2 separate regions of the Homo sapiens genome follow, and region 2 is linked to region 1. A link is a loop called in an ENCODE intact Hi-C map of the cell type or tissue named here. Cell type or tissue: gastrocnemius medialis. All regions are shown on one strand. Links, peaks and the distances in the headings refer to the core of each region. The heading gives the core; the rest is flanking DNA. Region 1 overlaps PAX7 (paired box 7). Region 2 overlaps PAX7 (paired box 7).

Region 1 (10,057 bases), core at 1,280-9,279:
AACTATTGTAAAATCAATTATTTGCATGGGTGTGGCTGAGTCTCCTGTTTCCAACCCCCATCATGAGAGCAGAAACTAAGGAGTGGAGCATTGCAGGGCAGGATGGAGGTGGCTTTTGTTTGCCCTGCCCAGGGTGCCAAAGACATTCAGTTCCCAAAGTCCTGAGTGCCCAGGCCCAGGGGACCTGTCTGCGCCCCTCCCACCTCCTCGGCTGTGGCACTACCAGCCCTAGCCCAGGCCTTGTTCTCCACTAAGCACCTCTCCACTCTCTTGCTTTCCCTCGGGCCTGAGCTCTCAACCCCTAATTCATGAAACCTGTTGACTCAGGGCCCAGACCTGCAGCCCCAGGCATCCGTCCGTCAGTCTATCTGTCCATCCGTCACACCAGAAGCCTTGCTGGCCTCTCTCCAGGGCCTGGTCAGAGGGTGCCAGCCAGCCGGCAGGGGCTGCAGGCCATGGAGACGACAGCCCGGGCCCGTGCGAGTCCCTCCACCTGGCTCCTTGTCCCATCAGGCACCACTTAAGAGGATGTACCGTTACATGTAGAGGGCAAAGGCAGGGCTGGAGACGCCTTCAGAAATGGAAATGGGACCCATTTGTTTATAATTTACTCTCTGACACTTAACAGGAACCTGATGGGACCAATAAAGGCTCAGAACTCACCCAACTCCTGCCTCAAAAGTGCTGGAGCCGGTCCAGTTCTCTAGAGGCAAACACATCTCAAAGCCTGGCAAACCGCTTGGCTCCCAGCACCCCATACCCCCTCGCTCCCTCCCTCCTCGCTAAACTTTTGAAAGACCCCTCACTGTTCCCTAGCTCAGTGGGCCTGCCAGCCTTTCCAAGCTGTGGGGCAGGAAGGCAGCAGGACTTGCTTTTGAGGTAGAGAGGGGCCTAGAAGGCAATTCGGGAGAGGACTAGAATATTCTGGGCACAAGGTAGGCAAAGAGAGGGGGCCAGTGATGGAGGAGGAATCCAGTTTTCAATTTTCCTCAACAGAAAAATGAGTGCATGAGAGACAGAATAATTTTCCAGTGTGCAGGCCCTAAGTGAAACCTCCTTGAGACATTGTGAGTCATTAAAGAGGAGGAAAGAAAAGAAATGGTAAAATCAGTTTGCCTTTAGCAGAACTGTACAATGCACTCTTATTTCCAGGGGAATCTAATTAGAGGGCAGACAGCCGAGCCTGGAAGGGGAAGAAAGCCAGAGGTTGGGGCTGGGAGGCCCCAGTGGGCCAGGTGGGAGGAGGGTGTGATGGTGGAGGTTGGGCCCTGGGAGGACGACCTTGGAGAGACATATTCCCTCCCAGCATCTCGGAGGGCTCAGCAGGCCTGGATTCAAATCCTGAATCTTGGCCCTGCCTTATATCTTTGGGTTGGTGGCATAACCAGTACCTCCACTTTCTTCATTTTAAAATGGGAACAGGCCAGGCCTGGTGGTTCATACCTGTAACCCCAGTGCTTTGGGAGACTGAAGCAGGAGGATCACTCGAGGCCAGGAGCTGGCATAGCAAGACCCTAACTCTATAAAAAAAAAAAAAAATTAAAAAATGAGCCAGGCATGGTGGTGCCCACCTGTAGTCCTAGCTGCTTGGGAGGTCGAGGCAGGAGGATCACTTAAGCCCAGGAGTTAGAGGCTGCACTGAGCTATAATTGCATCACTGCACTTCAGCCTGGGTGACAGAACAAGACCCTGTCTCTTAAAAAAAAAAAAGTAAATAAATAACTAAATAAAATAGGAATAATAAAGTTCCTGTTGGTGTAGTTGTCAAGATGAAATGAGGGAATGTCTGAGCAGAGTATGGCACATACAGGGCACTCTGTGAGTGTTTGTTTCTGTCCCTCCTCATTCACCAAGGTGATCAGCCTGATGTCCAACCCTAACAGCTTCCTCATCCCACGCACCCTTGATAATACCCTTTACTTTCCAGAATCTCCCTTTGCCATCTCCTGTTCTTTCACCACTGCCCCTCTGAAACTAGCCACCAGGTCCCCTGGCATCCTGGTATTACAGATCTAGCTTAGCCTCTGAGACCACCAAGCCATCCCCTTCCCCCATCTCTTACAGAATACATAAGATTCTTATAATAAAATATCAACTTTTTTTTGTTTAGAAACATGTAACAGGAAATAAATGTCCTCAGGATTGTAAGGGTGCGCCATGCACCCACCCAGCAGAACCATGGCTGGCAGGAGGTGTGTGTCCTTCCATGTCAATTTCAGGAAACACGAGGTGCAGCATCTTCCCAGGATATGCATCCCTGTCTCAGATGCAGTGTCCCCTCCTGCCAAATGCGGCCCTAGACTGGAGAGCACTGTGTTTTTTTTTTTTTTTTTTTTTGTGAGACTAAGTCTCGCTCGCTCTGTCGCCCAGGCTGGAGTGCAATGGCGAGATCTGGGCTCACTGCAACCTCCGCCTCCCATGTTTAAGCAATTCTCCTGCCTCAGCCTCCCGAGTAGCTGGGATTATAAGCATGTACTACCACGCCCGGCTAATTTTTGTAGTTTTGGTAGAGAGGGGGGTTTCATCAGGTTGGCCAGGCTAGTCTTGAACTGACCTCAGGTGATCTGCCTGCCTCAGCCTCCGAAAATGCTGGGATGACAGGAGTGAGCCACTGCATCTGGCCAGAGCACTGGTATTTTATGAAGCCTCTATCGGGGCTATTTAGAGCAAGCACAGCACGGCGCTGATGCGGGGAAGAGGAGGTAAAAGATTGTGGATGCAGCAGCACTGGCACATGCAGAGCTGCAATTTCCAAGGCCTCCTCACTGCCCTCCCTTAGTGAAAGGGAGTTGGAGTGGCAAGGGGTCTGTAGCGTGGGTTCCGACTCCCGATGGGCCTGGGTTCAAGTCCTGACCCAGCCACATATAGCTGTGTGACCTTGGATAAATCACTGCCCCTCTCAGAGTCTCTTCTTTAGGACTGGTTTAATATTGATGCCTACCATCTCTGAGCGCTTGGAATGATGACAATTACGCATGCAAAGCTTAGTACCTGGCATAAGGCAAGAGCGTCATAGACACCCGTTACCACTGTTTTATCCCCATGGAGAAGACCACATGCTCTTCAGAACTAAGAAGCCCAATCCCACACGGTCAGCTCCTTAAGTGAACACATTTTTGTCCACTCCCAAATATCTAGAAGCATGACTTCGTGCCCTGTCAGAACCAGTGTGTTTTCAGATTGTACCACCCCCTGCTAGTTTAATGTAACTAACCTATGGTTGGCCACATTTTTGGAAAATAACATTGTTTATTTGATCAAGATTCAGTAAACTGGGCTCAGAGCAATAATTGTCCCAGGGTGCGAGTAACAGATTTTATTTTTATTGATCAAAAAAAAGTTTTTATCTAAAACACATCAAACTTTTAAAAGGCGTCAACAGCAGGATCAAATTGGATTTTAACTCCTTTAAAAAGTGGCTCCTTCAGGAACCCATTCCAAAGATGTCCGACCCTTTGCAGTGAGATACTCAAACCCCAGGGTGGATGAGGGATTCCACGGGCAAGGGAGGTTATTTTGGAGCCATAATGAAGACACTGCATTTGCATTTGGGGGCCCTCTGAGCAGCTGAGACATCTGGAAGCAGAAGGGGGAATTCGACGGAATATCTGTGTGTTGGTTTAGAGTGTCAGTCCTCGACCTCTTGGAACTGTTCAGCTGGCTAGCTGGGGCTTCCAGCGTGGGGCCAGGTGTCTGGTGTTGCATAAATACATCTCTAATGAAATTATTGTACAAAACAATCCTAACACACTCACCAACAATCACGTTGGCTTGAAGAGCAAACTATTTGGAACATTGCACCTTATTGCACAGATCTGGCCATATAGGAGGACGCAATTCTTTGACTCCTTCAACAAATGTCTGTTGAGCAATTACCATGGGCCAGGCCCTCTTCTGGGCATTGAGGATAAAGCAATGAATAAAACAGATAAAATCCTTATCTTCTTGGAGCGGAAACAGGGTTCCTCCAAATAATTCAAGAGGGGAGGCTGGAAGACAGCTCATGGAGGAGGTAGGTGTCCGGTGTGGTTCCTGACTTCAGTCTTTTAAAGGCCACTCTCCTGATACTATGACGGCTCTTTCTCCTTGCAAACACCAGTGACACACCTGATTGCTGAACACAAAGGAAAAGATGGTGAGGAGAAACGGGACTTAGGGAAAGAGCCAGGGTGGAGAAGAAGAGGTGAAAAGAGGTGAGTTCAGAGCCCGGAGCAGGCAGGGAGGCAGGCTTCCAGGCTGTGGTCTGTCAAGAATCTGATGGCACAGCCACCATGGCAAGTTGCAGGAGCAGGCACAGAGAAAGAAGTTCCTCCTCCAAGCTGGCCCCCTTGGCATCGTCTCCACCCTTCCCATGTGAAAAAGATCCAGGGCTTTGGAGCCACGAGGGGCTAGGGCATGGCACCGCTGTCTGTCCCCCTTTTTCCACTGTGCTGATGGGTGAGAGGGGTTGTGTGTTTCTCCCCAGGCTCTTGCTCCCTTTCACAGAGCAGCGTGGTCCTGTTTATTTGCTGATGCTGGTTTTCTCTGCATTTCTATAGAACAGTGGTTCTCAAATTGTGAACCACCCCCACCAACAGCAGTGGCAGCATCATCTGGGAACTTGCTGGGAATGAGACTTCCTAGGCTCCCTCATGGGGCCCAACAACCTGTGTTTCCAGAGGCCCTCTAGGTGATTCTGATGCTGCTAACACTTGACAGCTGGTCTAGAAGATGTTGGGGAGGTGGCTTGCTTTGCTTAAAATGCATTCATTGGCTTCGGTGTCTGCCCCACCTGGGTTTGGATGGAGACTTTGCTGCTTAGCATCTGAGCAAGTCTGCACCTCTTTTTGAGTGTTTGAAAGAGTCCTCTTCCCACGAGATGATTGTGAGGGTTCTATGAAAGGATGTAGTGCACGATGACTTCCTGGGACATAGTGGACCCTCAGCAGCCCCCTTCTTTCCTCTGTGGCTGCCTTACCTGACACACGCCCACCATGAAAAAAAGCCGAAAGTGTCCAATAGGCACGTGCCGATCGCCTTGGAAAAATCAACCTCACCAACTCTGACAGCAACAGAACCACAGCATCTTAGAATCACAGAATCTTAAGATGTTAGAACCAAAAAGGGAATATTTAGCCCCACCCAGCCTACCCAGTTTTTATGGGTGAAGGAACAGAGGCTCAGAGAGACCACCTACCTGGCCAAGGTGACATAGCATGTCAGGGCATCTCTCCTCTCCCCAGCCCAATTGCATGCCGGTGCTGTCCTGGGCTCTGGAGGTGGGGTAATTAATACATCAGATACAGCCCAGGACCCCTTCTCAGGCTGTCCCCCCAACCCCACCTGCTGTCCTGCTCTCTGAACAGCTTTGCAGAGACTCTTAGCCAGGAAGCCGAAATGAGCCCCCGGCTGCTTTTTGTAAACAGCTTTTGAAGTCTCATTTTCTGTCGCAGCTCTCATAACTAGCTCAGAACGGGGCTCATACCTGTGTTCGACCCCGATGTGTTGAGTGAATTCATATCTTGAAGGCATGGCTCTAAGTTCGAGTCTCTCTTTCACTTCTTCTCTTGGTGGTGTCTCGGGGGCCAGGAGTCCCGGCAGCGGGGAGATGCAGCAGGCCCCAGGGTCGCTCCCCTGATCAGGGCAGGTGACAGCCCTCACTTAGCCTCCCATCTGCCCACCAGCATCCCTGCACCAGGAGCTGGCTCCAAGCCGGGGTCCGCTCAGGACCAAGTTTTCCAGGGTTGGGGCATCTGCCTGACATAATACGTAACAGTAATTAAGAAATAAGCCACCTCGCCCAGCTTCACAGCAATCATTTGGCTAAGTAACTACCATGGTCCAGTGCCTCAAAAATCACCATTAGAGTACGCTCCTTATGGCCATAAAATTTCTCGTTTTCTGCCTTTCACCAGCCTCCCCCTGCCATCTTCGCCTTGCTTTATTTATACATTCGTCCTCAAACAATGGCAATAAACTCTTTCCCAGAGTGTTGCAAATCAGAAATTTGTCCACATTTTTCCACCACCTTCCACTGTGGACCTGCTCTGCCTGGGAACGGCCCATCCAGGCCAGCTGGAGAGGGCTGGGTTGCAGTAGATTGATGGGGGCACGACAGGTTGGGGTTGCTGGGGAGAGAGGGTGGGGAGGGGGGCAGCGGGAGAATGCACCATGAAAGGCCTCTCGCTGCCCAGCGACCAGCCGGAGACACAAGAGGCCCATGAGTGGCTGGGGGAGGGGAGGGGAGGGGAGGGGAAGTTGGGGGAGGAGAGGGGAAAGGAAGGATAAGTCTTCCCCACCCCCTTCTCCTAAGAGGAAAAGAGGGGGATTGGGGGATCCTGGGAGGCAGGGCAGGCCCCAGGCAGAATGGGAGGGTGATGAAATTGGTCCTTCCCCTCCCCCACAGGAAGCAGATGATCTCAGGGTGTCCTGTAGCTCATGCTGCACACGCAACTTAGGATCATAGTCCCTTCTGAAACTCCTCACCACCCCCACCAGTCAATGATCCTTTCTCCAGCAACAGGCATTGTTGAGAGCCAGCCCCGCTGTATGCCTGGCACTGTCCTGAACCCTGAAGGTGGAGTTTATCCATCAGATACAGCCCAGACCCCTTCTCAGGGGGCTGTTCTTTGAGATCCAGGAAGACCCCTTGGTTTTAGGGGTAGGGAAAATGCAGCTCAGAGAGGGGTTTAGAGGTGAAGTCAGGGACAAACTTCAGGGTTTCAACCCCAAGCCCCCTCGTCTTTACAGCCAGCCCACGGGCTCCTGGGGGATGCCCCTCTGGGCAAGGTGAAGAGTCCTCTCATCTAAATGGGGCATGCTAGCTGACTGTAGGTGATTTGGGGGACACTTCCGCCCTGACAACTCGTGTTTTAATCTGGCATTCCTGGAGGCAGTAGCAGGGGAAATAACCAAGTTGATGGCTTTGGTGTTGGTGTCTCCAGAGGGTGAAGTCTGTTTCATAGGGTGGGCTTCTCAGGTGGAGATCTTGTTTCTAAGGGGGGCGGCATGGCCTCCATTACAGCAACTGCCCCAGTGGTGGGGGTGTCAGGCTTATGTTTCCAGTGATCCTGCTTGACTTTCTCATCAGCACTCCAGGACCGGCGCACAGCAGACCCATCTTTCGGAGAGTGGGTCTCTTTCATGGTGGCATGATCCTGAGACCCCTAGTTCCTGTTGCAATGAACATTCACTGCTGTAGCTTTTGTTAGTGTGGTTTGTGAGGCACCAGTGGGTGCTTGGTGAACACCTGTTGGGCACATGCTTCTCTGTACACCTTGTTAGGTGCACAGAATGTTAGGTTTCAGAGTTTTCCTGGGAGGCCTATTTGAAGGAAGATAGAAATGTGGGGATAGACGGGAAGCTGGAAGCATAGAAATAACTCTGGAGGGAAAAGAAACTGGCACAGAGTCCTGGGAGAGAAGCTGTGACTCTGGGGAAGCTTAATCAGTTCTCCTTGCTGTGTGTGTAATGATGAGGGTCCGTGGCTTCTTTATTTAACTGATGGCTGCAGTTCCTTTAGACTGTGATTAAAAGCATTCTAGCCAGGCGCAGTGGCTCACGGCTGTAATCTCAGCACTTTGGGAGGCTGAGGTGGGCAGATCACAAAGTCAGGAGTTCAAGACCAGCCTGACCAATATGGTGCAACCCTGTCTCTACTAAGCATACAAAAATTAGCCGGGCGTGGTGGCATTCTCCTGTAGTCCCAGCTACTCCGGAGGCTGAGGCAGGAGAAATGCTTCAACCCAGGAGGTGGAGGTTACACTGAGCCAAGATCGTGCCACTGCACTCCAGCCTGGGTGACAGAGCGAGACTCCGTCTGAAAAAAAAAAAAAAAGAAAAAGAAAAGAAAGAAAGAAAAGAAGCATTTAGCCGGGCGCAGTGGCTCACGCCTGTAATCCCAGCACTTTGGGAGGCCGAAGCAGGTGGATTACCTGAGGTTGGGAATTCGTGACAAGCCTGACCAACATGGAGAAACCCTGTTTCTACTAAAAATACAAAATTAGCTGAGCATGGTGGTGCATGCCTACTCAAGAGGCTGAGACAGGAGAATCGCTTGAACCCAGGAGGCGGAGGTTGCAGTGAGCCGAGATTGTGCCATTGCACTCCAGCTTGGACAACAAGAGCAAAACTCTATCTCAAAAATAAAAAAAAAAGTGTTCTAGAATGATAGGAACTACAGAGCTGTTCTTAGTTACCCTGCCCTCGAGTAATGCCCGATATAAGAAAAAATAGAGTTTCCATCCTCGAGGAACTCCCTGTCTTATTGTAAAGGCACCATCTCTACCCTGAGCTGTCCTCAGTTTGATGGGGAGATGGACTTTCCACACATATCCACTAAAAGCTAATGATTAGTCTCCAGCAGGAGTTGATACCAAGGGCTGAGAAGATGGCACAGGCAGCAAGTGCCACAGGGATTCAAGCAGAGTTCTCTGGATGTGGTAGTCCTGGAGGGCTTCATGGATTATGTGGCCTTCATGTCTAGATTGGGAGGATGGTGGGGTTAGACAACAGGAACTAATTTGAAGCCATCATCCCAGGGCACAAGTCGGTATGGAGGCTGGAAGTGGCTCTGCAGGGTGGGCATGTTTGAGCCTGTGCAGGAGACCTGGCATGGCACGCTCAGAAGTGCCCATCGCGATGGTTAAGAGGGCTCTGGGACTGGCTGCCTGGCCGTCACGGTCACTCTGCCATTGAGTTACTTAACCCCTTTGAGCCTCAGTTTTCACACCTGTAAAATGGGGCTAATAGAAATACTGATGAGCATTGTAGTGAGGTGTTGTGATTTGCTACAGGAAAGGTGCTTCGTAAGGTCAAAGCACACCAGCAGCGGTTTGAACGCTTCTTCTCTGTGGCCTTCACACCCAGCCCCACTGGGGGATGCTGCATGGGTTCACAGAGCCCCATCTTCAGGGTAGAGTGAGCCCCAGGTTTAAGTCCTTCTTCATGGCTGAGCCCGGAAGCAGGGAGTTACATGGACAGAGGGACGAGGCCCAAAGCCATTTTCCATCTCCACCTCCAAACAACTTTCCAACTGGACACAGCCCCTGTGTCTCCCAGGGCTCCAGCACTGAGGAGGGGTGAGGGCGTGGGGAGGGGGAGAAGGAGGGTCCCGCAGGCTTGGCCTCTCAGGCATATGGTCCTTTCACAGCCGCTTTGTGGGGCGCGGATGGGTGGTCAGGCTGCCTTTTCCTTTCCATGCCGGGCAGCTTCATCTGGCCACTGGAGCCCCAGCTGCTGCTCTTTCCCCTCTGCTGATTTTGAGACCTCTCCTTAGGCCTCCCCTGCTCCAGCTTCCTGGGCGTCTGTCTTCCTCTGGCCCCTTAGTGCCTCTAGCATTTATGCTACAGCTGAATCACTTACCTGAGACCACCTGGCCCCCTCTTCTCTGTAGGTACGTTTTGCATCCAGGACAGATTTCTGGGAAAAGGATGGGATGGGATGGACGTGGGGTCTGTAGGCATGGCTTGGGGATCTGCAAAGCCTCCACCGTGGAAGAATAAGGAAAGGATGACAAAGGCATGTTCATTCATTCAGTCAGTTGTTCATTCATTCAGGCATTTGTTCATTCATTCATCCATGCATTCATTCCTTGCCTTTGTGTTTTGCGCCAGGCAACTGTGCTTGCCTCTGAGGGATACAGAAGTAAAATAGGTCCACACTACATGGAGGGGCCAATAATAACAATAGCAGCAATAATAATCGCTAACATGGATTGGGTGCTTACTGAGTACCTGGAACTGTTCTTGCCTTGCAGTAATTCCTTTCATCTTTGTGCATGACAACTCTGTGGGGTTGGTACTATTCTTGTCCTCATTTTACAGATGAGGAAATTGAGGCCCAGAGGGATGAAGTTACTTTCCTAGGTTAGTGGGGGGCTGGGACAGTTGTATCAAGGGTACCTCTGTCTGTGTATTTCTCAAGGTTCCCACCCCTGGAGCTGCATCAGTACCCTAGGGAATAGGCAGGATGGCAGCTCTTATTCCCAGGGGGATGGATAAGCAAATAGAGATTCCAAGAGGACAAGTGACAAGTGACATGCTCAGGGTCACACAGCAGGTCATGGATGAGCCCAGAG
Region 2 (10,057 bases), core at 1,103-9,102, 52 kb after region 1:
GAGATGGAGACAGCATTACAGAAATATTAGCTTAGGATTATGGGTGGCTGACCTTGGAAGTGTGGTCAGCACCAGGGTCATGGAGTGGGGTCGTAATCAGAGCGGGGGGCCCAGGTTGGAGTTGGGGTGCATGCAGTATAGGATAAGGCGGGGACTCCATTTGCCCAACCCCTTCCCCATATAACCCGAGGCATCGCCTTTCCAGCCTGCATCGCCAGCGAGAAAGCTACTATCTCCTCCCGCATCTCTTAGGGCCTGGGGACTGAAACGAGACAACATCTCTCCACCACCGTCCCCAGCCTCTTGTTTGTTTGGTACGTCAATGCCGTGGGCATGTTTTTGCTAATTTCGTAGCTGCCTTTATCAAATGGGGATTCACAGGCGCTTTATCCTCGATAAGTGGATTAGTCTTTGAGCTAAACAAGAAGGTGTGGGACGCGGGGGGCTGCTCCGGAGAAGATATTTGTTTTGTAAAGAATGGAGCCTGCGTTCCCTGCCCTGTGTGGGTGAGGCGGCAGGGCGTCGACATAGCTGGAAGGGCTGTCTCTGTTCCTTCTCCCAGGGCCCCAGAAGCCCTAACTCGTGGGAACTTTCTACAGTGCCAGCAGGGAGCAGGAGGGAGGCTGGATCTCTGGAGAAAGAGCTCCTGGGTCCATCTCGTGAGGGGAGAGTGAAACTCCAAATCAGACCTGGGTAAATAGGTATACCGGGGCTCATTTTGAGTTGTGTCACCTCCTTGGGTTGCAGCTTTTTCCTCTCCATCTTCTGTCTGCATCCACCTTTCCTTTCCTTCCTACCCTTCACCTCCTTTATTTGTCTCCTTTCCTCATCCCTCAAACCCCTCCAAGGGCCTTTTGCTAAGAACTGCACATTCAGGCACCAATAAGACATTGTTTCTGCTCTTGCAGACTTCATAGTCCAGTTGGACAAAACCAAGACAACAAATTAATGGGCCCCCAAATGTGGCAGCAAGAGGCGAATCTGGTTGGAAACCCTAGAATGCTTCCAGCTGCTTCCTTAGCCTTGATGCTCTCTAAGGAATGGCCATCTGCTGCTCACAGGGCTTCTCAAGCTTCTCAAGCTTCTCTTCAAACACCCGGGATAATAGTTGAGTATGTTCCCCCCGAGGCCCTGGGGGTGGGGTGTAATATAGAGTTTAATGTATTCTCTTTGAGATGCATTCTTTGCCACTACGGAGCCATATATGTTGGGTCATAATAATGGAATAAGTTGGCATCGTGTCAAGTTGACTCCTCTCCAGGAAGTTGCGCCATGTTTAGCTTGTGGCTTTCCATGGCACATGAAGGACAGCCGAATATGGGCACTGAGAGGGAAATCGAAGATGATTGGGATGTCTGAAGTCTGAGTGACCAAGAAGGTGAGGTATCGTAGACAGAAACAGGGAATGCAGGAGGAGGACCTGGGTCAGAGCTAGCTCTTTGTAGGTCAAGACCAGGAGATAGCCACAAACGTGTCCAGGACAGAGGTTGGGGCAAAGATGTGGATTTCAGAGACATCTCTCTGCAGAGACCTGGAGGTGGAATAAGATGCACAGGGAGAGAAGAGAGAAAGGCTGGGAGGTTTCATTGCACCCATGGCGGGGGGACCCAAATGCTTTCTTTTTCCCTTCCATTTTTAATATGCATAGCCAGGATCTTGAGGTCCTTGCTCTGTGTTGCAGCAAGAGCCTGGCTGAGGGGGAGAGAGGGAGCAGAGACTCTAAGAAGGAAAGAAAAGAGTGGAGCAGAGCATTCCGGTCCCCAGCTGGTCTTTAGCAGCGTCTGTCCTCCCCAAGCTGCCTCCAGCTGAGTGTGATTTTGCTATTTATTTACATGTAATTATTGCTATGAGGTGCAGATATTAACGCTGTCAAGAGCAATTTGCTCTGACATTTTTCACTCGCTCAGTGCCCCCGCCACTCTCAATGGGGCCCAGGGTTCTCCCGGCTCAGGCCGCTGCGTGCTCGGTGGGCCGGCCGGGAACCACCCAGCCGGCAAGGAGTGGCGTCAGCGGGCTCACCCGGCTCCTCTGCAAACTCATTAAGCTTCGAAATTGAATTTGGTCCGGGAGAGGGCTGGCTGGGCCCCACTCCACCAGTCGAGGCTGGCTCAAGGCCTCCCTGCTCTGTCTTCCACAGAGAAAACTGGGCAGGGCCAAGCTCACTGGGGCACAGGCCAGTGGCTAAGGCTGGCAGCAGGCTGCAGAGGCAGCTGGTGAAGGCAGTGGAGGGTCATGGTCAGAGAGGTGAGATGTACACAGCCACCATCAGCAGAGCCCCAACACAGCCAAGGCACACTGCGGGCATGGTAGCTCAAACCCTCTCTGTCTGCTCCATTACCAGGTCACCCAGAAAACCAATCCGTAACTTCGAGGGACAGCACTGCAATTGACAGGTGCACCCACCTAACTAACAGACTGTCCTATGAAGCCAGTCAAACACCTTAGTCATCCTGCAGAGGATGGTACTATGGAGGTAGGAAGAGGTGCTGAGCTGGCCCTGCAGCAAGGCCCCTGGGTGGATGCTAGAAACAGAACCGACTCTATTTACAACTTTTGAGTTCAAATCCAACCCCCAGTGCTTACTAATTGTGGAGACTGGGGCAAATTATTTAGCTTTCTAGAGCCTCCGTTTCCTGATCTTGAAAATGGAACAGGCATTTTTCATTATATTTCATATTTCATTGAATCTAAGACATCTGATCCTGGCCCTCCCTTGATCCTATCAGAAGATGGGAACAAAAGCTTTCCACACAGCTACGCAGCCACATAGCCACAGCAAGGCACTGACGAAGGCAATACACATCCTCATTTCAGAGAAGTGAAAATGCATGTCTTCGACCTGCTGTGGGGAGGAGGGGCTGGCAGTCCGCCTGCACAAAGTAGGTGATGGGCACATAGTAGGTGCTTAAGGCTATGATCCTTTGCCCATGTGAGCTTCTCTATAACCAGGGGCCATTTTACAAATGGGGAAACTGAGGCTTGTTTATTAATTCATTCCACTGAAGGGATTTTGTTCCTGGGAGGGGGCAAGCCGGGCCTGAGCTATCACGGCCCTGAGTCCTTAACACGTTGTGATATGTGCCAGCTTGTCTGCCCAGGTACTAACAAGGCCTCCCTGCCACCGCTCAGTCCCTGCCAGAGCCAATCTGCATCCTCGTCTCCACCAATTACAGAGGTGGAGACGCCCCCCCCCCGCCCCACCAACACCGCCAGGCCAGGGGGGCCTGAGAGCCCAGACGTCCTCCTTTTCCAACCTGGGCGGGGGACCAGAGTCAAGGAGGCCCTCCTCCCTCCCCTCTCCTTCCTCCCGCCTGCCCCTCCTCCCCTCAGCTCGGCCAATTAGGCCCCTGACACCTGGAGCCGCTGACAAACTGTTTCTGTCACTTGCTCTCTGTCTTTCATTAGGGCCGCAGAAGAGGGGGAGCAGGGAAGGGAGGGGGAGGAGATGGGATCTTTCATGCTTAGTAAGGCCAGATACATTAATTACAAAACGGCCATTTGCCGCGTGAAAGTGTGCTAATTAAATTTATGCAATCATTATCTTTAAATAGTCATATCTTTTCCAGCGATCGGCCCCTTCCCCCCGAGCCTCGCCGCTCCGAGCAGAGTCACTCTAATCCCTCGTCCACCATTTATCGAGCCATCAGAGATGGTTTCAGAATCTCACTACACCGTTAGCACCAGGACCCACCAGGGGCCCTGAGCCCTTGGACCCATCCTGGCGTGGGCACCTTCAGACTCAGGCCAACCCAAGGATCTGCCCTGGGATGAGGGGCAAAGCCTCCATCTGGTGTTTCCAGATATTTCTAGATGTTTCCAGAAATTTGGAGATTGACATCTTGTAAAACAGACATTGGAAGAGTGTGTGTGTGTGTGCGCGCGCGCGCGTGCGCGCGTGTGTGTGCGTGTGTTTGTGTGTGTGTGTGTCTTTGACTTCTTGGACAATAAGTGGAATGCCATTCTGTTCCTCCCTCCGCCCCCACCTCACCTCTAGACATCTTATAAAACAGACATTGGAAGAGTGTGAGTGTGTGTGTGTGTGTGTGTGTGTGTGTGTGTGTCTTTGACTTCTTGGACAATGAGTGGAAAGCCATTCTGTTCCTCCCTCCACCCCCACCTCACCTCTAGACAGTCCTTAACTAAAAGCCTCCAAGGACCCCTGGAATGGGGAGGGGGCACTTAGAAACCCATTGGGTTGGAGGATGTTTGCAATATGTCCCCTCAATTTATTCTTTTCCTCCAACCAACTCTGTGCTAGATCCTGTGCTCAGGATAAAAAGATAAATTCATTTCTTCATTCATGAATTCCTCACTTAGCAAATGTTTATTGGGTGCCTTCTGTGTCCCAGGCACTGGGAATAAGACGCCAAGTCTGTCCCCAGGCAGCTCCTGGCCAAATCCAGGCACGTCATGGCCAAATCCAGGCACGTCATGGCCACAAGAAAACAACAAACAGGGTGAGGCTCAGTCTGTTCCCAGGCAGAGGGTTGGGCCTTAGTGGGACTGAAAGTTTCCACGGGGTAAGGCTTGAACACAGGGACCTCACAGCCTCTTTTGGCTGCACCTCCCAGGGTCTCTCCCTCACACACCAGAAGGTTCTTACCAAAGTCTCAGCTGGATGTCTTCTGCTGCAGTTTCACAAATTATCCCCTCTGCTTTCCTCTTCACTCAGACAGAGCCGGCCTCATGAGTCTTTCCAAGTCTGTATATCAAGCTGCACGTGGGAGGAGAAGAGACCCCACCAGGGTTGTGGGTGGCTAGCCCCCACCCTGGTCAGAGATGGCAGTCAATGACCCGGTGTTCACCACGTATCCTCTGAGCTTCCAAGGTCCCCGAGCTTCAGCCTGTACTCTGGGTTGGGGCACACAGGATCTGTGCCCTATACATGTGCAGTGCTCACATGCACACACACCATGCACACACAGTAGTAGATACTGCATGCACATGCAATACTTATGCACACACAATACTCACAGAAACACATAAAAAATTCACACATATACACACAAATACTTGCACATGCACACACAGATTCTACACATGCACATACAATACTCCCATGCACATATAACACACAGGCACATACAAAGACACAATGCTCACACATCACACAAGGACTTAGAAGCATGCATACAACACACACACACAGTACTTCCATGTGCACAAGTTGCATGAACACACAGTACTCACACATGCACACACAGTATTCACACATGCACACACTCTCTCATCCTCTCTCTCTCTCTCTCTCATACACACACACACACACACACACACACACACACACACACAGAGTTAACACTCAGGTAATAAATGACCCTGAGCCACCTATGGTAAATGAAGGCCACAGCCAGGCACAAGGCGATCACCTTCTAGCATCAGACCAGAAGTCGAGAGTCAAGGGTCCTTGCCCCAGTCCTGTCACTCATCCCCCAGGTGATTCTGGGTGAGCCGCTAAGCCTCAGTTTTCTCATCTGAAAAATGGGGTCACAGTACTTCCTAGAGTCATGATGAGGCTTAAAGGGAAATACTTCACAAACTGTAAAGTGCTGTGCTTGTGCAAGAGAATGCCATCAGCCAGGCTTAGAAAAGCGTTCATGGAGGGCTTCGAGGGTGACAAATGAGAGGGAACCAGGAGTCAGGGGGCTGGGTCGGGAGAGGGAAGGGAACCTTCTTGCCCACACGGCAGGTGCAGGGCTTCGGTGTGGGATGCTGGTAGTGGAGGGGGTTGGGTGTGGAGGCCATAAGCAGAGATGGAAACTGAAGTGGGGGACAGGGAGACCTGCAGGAAATCTTGTTTGGAAGCTCCAAGTCAGCACCCGAAGCCTATTACCGCTGTCCACAGGGGGAAAGGAGGGGGAGGGTCCAGATCCTCTTAGTGGAGTATTGAGAGGAAGAGGGGGTGAGGGTGGGCAGCTGCCCGGGTGGGTAATTTCTGGCTTGCACTAATCCCAGTGTGGGGCTGGGAACAGGCAGCCGCCAGTAGGGGCATGCGTGTGTCTGGGTGTCCCCTGGGGGCTGGAGGAGGGTGAAGGGCGCACAGGTTTGCGTGAGTGAGCTGACGAAGGCGGAGTTGTGGGGTGGCAGTGTGTGGGTGCGTGAGGGTCTGTGTACCTCTTTGTGTGCACATCGGGGAGGCCGGTGGATCTGTGGCCAGCGGGATGGGTGCCTGCGGGTTTTCATGGATGTCGTTCTCTGTCTGTTCGTGTTGGCGTGTCTGTAATGTGTGTGTCTTCCTGCACGGGTGTCTGGGTGTGTGTTGGTGCGTCTGTAATGTGTGTGTCTTCCTGCATCGGTGTCTGGGTGTTTTTTGTGTGCATCCCATATCTTCGCCTGTATGAGTATGGATGTGTCATGGTATTACGCGTGTGTAGCAATTCACAGTGATGTCTTGAGACTAGTGGCCGTCAAACTTGGCTGCTCATTAGAATCACCCGGGAGCTTTAAAAACTCCTGACCTGACCGGGCGTCGTGGCTCACGCCTGTAGTCCCAGCACTTTGGGAGGCCAAGGCAGCCAGATCACCTGAGGTCAGGAGTTCGAGACCAGCGTGACCAACATAGAGAAACCCCATTCTACTAAAAAAAAAAAAAAAAAATTAGCCGGGCTTGGTGGTGCATGCCTGTAATCCCAGCTACTCAGGAGGCTGAGCCAGGAGAATTGCTTGAACCTGGGAGGCAGAGGTTGCGGTGAGCCGAGATCACACCATTGCACTCCAGCCTGGGCAACAAGAGTGAAACTCCGTCTCAAAAAAAAAAACAAAAAACTCCTGACCCCCAGACCCCCAAGTGATTCCAGTGGACAGTCAAGACGGAGAACCAGTGATGGAGCAGACAGACCCAGGGGAGAGGCCCATCTCTCTTGCCCAGTCCTCAGCCTGCTCTGACAGGATCTGCCTGGAGGCAGAGGTGGATTCCAGACCCCAGACCCTTAGGAACCAAGGCAAGTTGTGAGCTGGGCTGCCACAGGTCATCTCCCAGCCTGGGGACAGTTCTTGGTCCATAGGGACACTTTCATGCAATTCAGACAAAGCATTCTATTCCTGGCAAGCTGTGTTCTGACAATGGGAACAGAGGGCTCTGAAAATATCTCCTCTTCTCACCTCTTGGGGAAGTCAAAACGGTGAGCCAGGGCTGGAGGTGGACCTGAGGCTTGGAGATGAAAGTGCTCTGTGTGTCAAGCCAGCAGATCCTTTTGGAACCACACCCAAGACAGGGGGCAGGAGGGAGTGGCAGTAATCCCTGGGGTGCCAAGTCACTCTCCCTCTTTCAGCCTCAGTTTCCCCATCTGTGAACATGCAGCAAACTCCAAGTTGCCTCCCAAGTTTCATGTGCATATTTGGGTGTATTTACATGCAAGTGTGTGCATGTGTAAGTGTATTGGATGAGTTTAGGAAAGTGGGAGTGCAAATGGGAAAAACTATCCTGCCCGTTAACTGGGGCTCTGATGAAAGGCTATTTGGCGATTGGGACCAGAGATATTTTCAATGGACTCATCGTCCTGGATTCAGTTGTGTGTCCTGCAGAGTGTGGTGTGGGCTGCCCTGTGCAGTGTGTGTGTTGTGGAGTTGTGTGGATTCCAGGCCTTGCTCAGCTGAGACTGGGAGACTCCAAGGATTTGTACTTTGATGGTTCCTTCTTCCTATAGGGGAGCACACTCAGGCCAGAGTGGGGTGCAACTTGTCAAAGCCTCACACTCCTGCTCCCTTTCCAGTGTGCAGGCCCCAGCTTCTGCGTGGGGACAGAACAGTTCTAAGGGGGCAGAGCAATGCTTCATTCAGAAAGAACCCACTGGGTGTTGGCCCCCATGGGAGAAAAAGATGAAAAACTGCACAGCCCCTGACTGAGAGCTGTTCCCAGAGTCTGCTTCCAAGTGCTCATTTCCATCTCAGGCAAGGTCCCTGAGCCACCTGCCTCTTCCCTTCTAATCCAGGCAGAAGAGGTGTCGGGGAGGTGAAAAAGGAAGGGGAGGGGGACAGCTGATATTTACTGGGAACTAACAATGCACCAGGCATGGCACATCCAGTGTACATTTACTCACTTAATCCTTACAATAACTCTCTAGGTAGCTACAATTATCATCATACCTATTTTATAGATGAGAAAACCGAGGCACAGAAGGTTAAAGAAATTGCTCAGAGTCGCAGTTAGTCAGGGCAGATATTCTGGCCCCTATGCTGCAGGAAAGCCCTTCTGAGCACTGACTGGTCCAGGCCCAGTGCCCTCGGGGAAACTGTTGTCCCTCTTAGAGCCTCAGGGTCCCTCTCAGGCAGTGTAGAGGTGGGGCTCTGTGTCCTGCCGATGGTCCCTGCAGCCTTGACCTGATTCCTGACCCCCACCCCTATCCTGACCTTCAGTCTCTAGGCCCTGTGCCTCCCTCTTCCTCTGCACCCTGCTGCGGCCCCCACCCACCCACCACAAACCCTGCCACAGAGCCCCAATGATGGCGATTGCCCCTTCTAATTGCAGCCACACTCCCAAAGCCACGTTCAGTTATCACAGAGGGTGCAGATCTCGCAGCTCAGCCTCCTCAGTCCCAGGCCCTCGGGGCCAGCTCAGGAACGGAGGGAACTAATTACATTTTTCCCATCCCCTTCTTTTAAAGTAGGGGAGCGCGCCGGCATGTCCCAGGGGAGGGGGCGGTGAGCAGAGGCTGTGGAAGGGGGGCCCCCACCCCCAAACCAGCAAGCCTCTCCCCAGCAGACGGAAGGGAGGGTGAGGCTGGCCTCTTATTGATTTAGTCTGGTCGAGGCTGGGACTGATTTGGAGTAGAGGGAGAGGAAGGGGTTGGGGGTGGGGTAGGGGCCGTGGCGGGTGGGGGGAAATGGAGGAGGAAGGGAGAGGAAGGGACGGCTGTCTGTCAGCCTGACGGACAGCCCTGAGATTTGCCTTCAGATAAAACCTTACAGATGTGGAGGTCGGTATTGATTTTGAGTTAGTAACGGTAACCTACCAAGAAGTAATACATTAGTGAAAGCAAGGTCACCAGGAAAAAAGTAAAATCTACCCGGGGAGAGGCCTTAGCATTCTTGAGAGGGGTGGATTACTGCATCAGACCTGAACTTCCTCAAGTTGAAAAGTTTGCAGGCTCCGGACCTCAGCTGGATTCCTAACTGTGGGCCAATGCTTCCTGCTTCTGCAGGCCAAGAGGGAGCCCTAAAGGTCCCCGGGAAGCCAGAGGCCAGCGAGGGGCATTTAGGCCCATAGGGCTCTGTGCAGTGAGGTTGCCAAACCTCTCCCTGTGTGCTCTCCAGCACAGCTGGTGGCAGGGAAAGAGCACAGCTAGGGACCCGGGAGACCTGGGTGCAAATCCCAGCTCTGCCACTTACCGGCTGTGTGGTTGTGGGTGAGCCCTTTTGCTTCCTCGTGTCTCAATTTCCCCATCTGCATAATGGGAGTAATGATACCCCATCTGCTTGAGGAGTCCATGAACTGGCCAATATATGACTCAGGCCTTGTGGTCTTCATCAGTGAGTGTTCTCCCCTCCCGCCGCTCTCCAGTTGGGTCCTGTCCCATTAGCTTAGACGCTGCCCTGCCTGGAGACAGGGGGTTGGATGAAATGGAAGCCCTTTGATCCACAGACCCCCAGGGGCTCTGGGAGAGAGTAAGCAGTGGCAGCACATCCTCCATTCACACCCTCCCCAGATGTGGATTTGATTTGATGTTCCAGGGCAAATCCCATTGAGCAAATCCCATTACGGGAAAAGCTCCCTGGACCCAAGCTGTTTCTGAGCTGTCAGTTCACAGCCCAGGGTCCAAGGCCTCTTGAGCCACCGGGCACCACCCAAGCCCCTTCTGAGAAAGGACTGCACAAGCCCTCGCAGCTCCTGGAATTTTTACTCTCCGCCTTCACCTTCTTGCTATTTCCTAAACCTGCTGGGTGTATCTCGTGATTCAGCCCCCTCAGCCCCAGGGACCTCAGGGCCTTTGCACTTGCTGACTTCTCTGCCTGGAAAGCTCCCCTGCCTCGTCTTCTCAGGGCTGTTCTTTCTGGTCTTGCTGGATATCACATCTTTGGGGAGGTCTTGCCTGACTGCCCCACATAGCCCCTTATTTTT

What was found. Peaks named below come from ENCODE experiments on the same cell type or tissue, not always from the same donor. Only the 100,000 strongest peaks of a DNase experiment are listed, where the experiment ranks them.
Region 2: a loop joins it to region 1, with 2.5 times the contacts of the local background. A loop is called at or near these places in 2 of 110 quality-filtered maps.

The regions. Positions count from the first base shown.
Region 1 is chr1:18,670,281-18,680,337 of GRCh38, forward strand. All of the region lies in intron 4 of PAX7 (paired box 7), which reads left to right. Among named protein-coding and RNA genes, the nearest start is that of PAX7, 44 kb to the left of the region's middle. In gastrocnemius medialis, for the core only: no CTCF peak of the experiment used is centred there; no DNase peak of the experiment used is centred there; H3K27me3 peaks cover 1,209 bases.
Region 2 is chr1:18,722,119-18,732,175 of GRCh38, forward strand. All of the region lies in intron 7 of PAX7 (paired box 7), which reads left to right. Among named protein-coding and RNA genes, the nearest start is that of PAX7, 96 kb to the left of the region's middle. In gastrocnemius medialis, for the core only: no CTCF peak of the experiment used is centred there; a DNase peak (open chromatin) is centred at 4,473; H3K27me3 peaks cover 1,028 bases.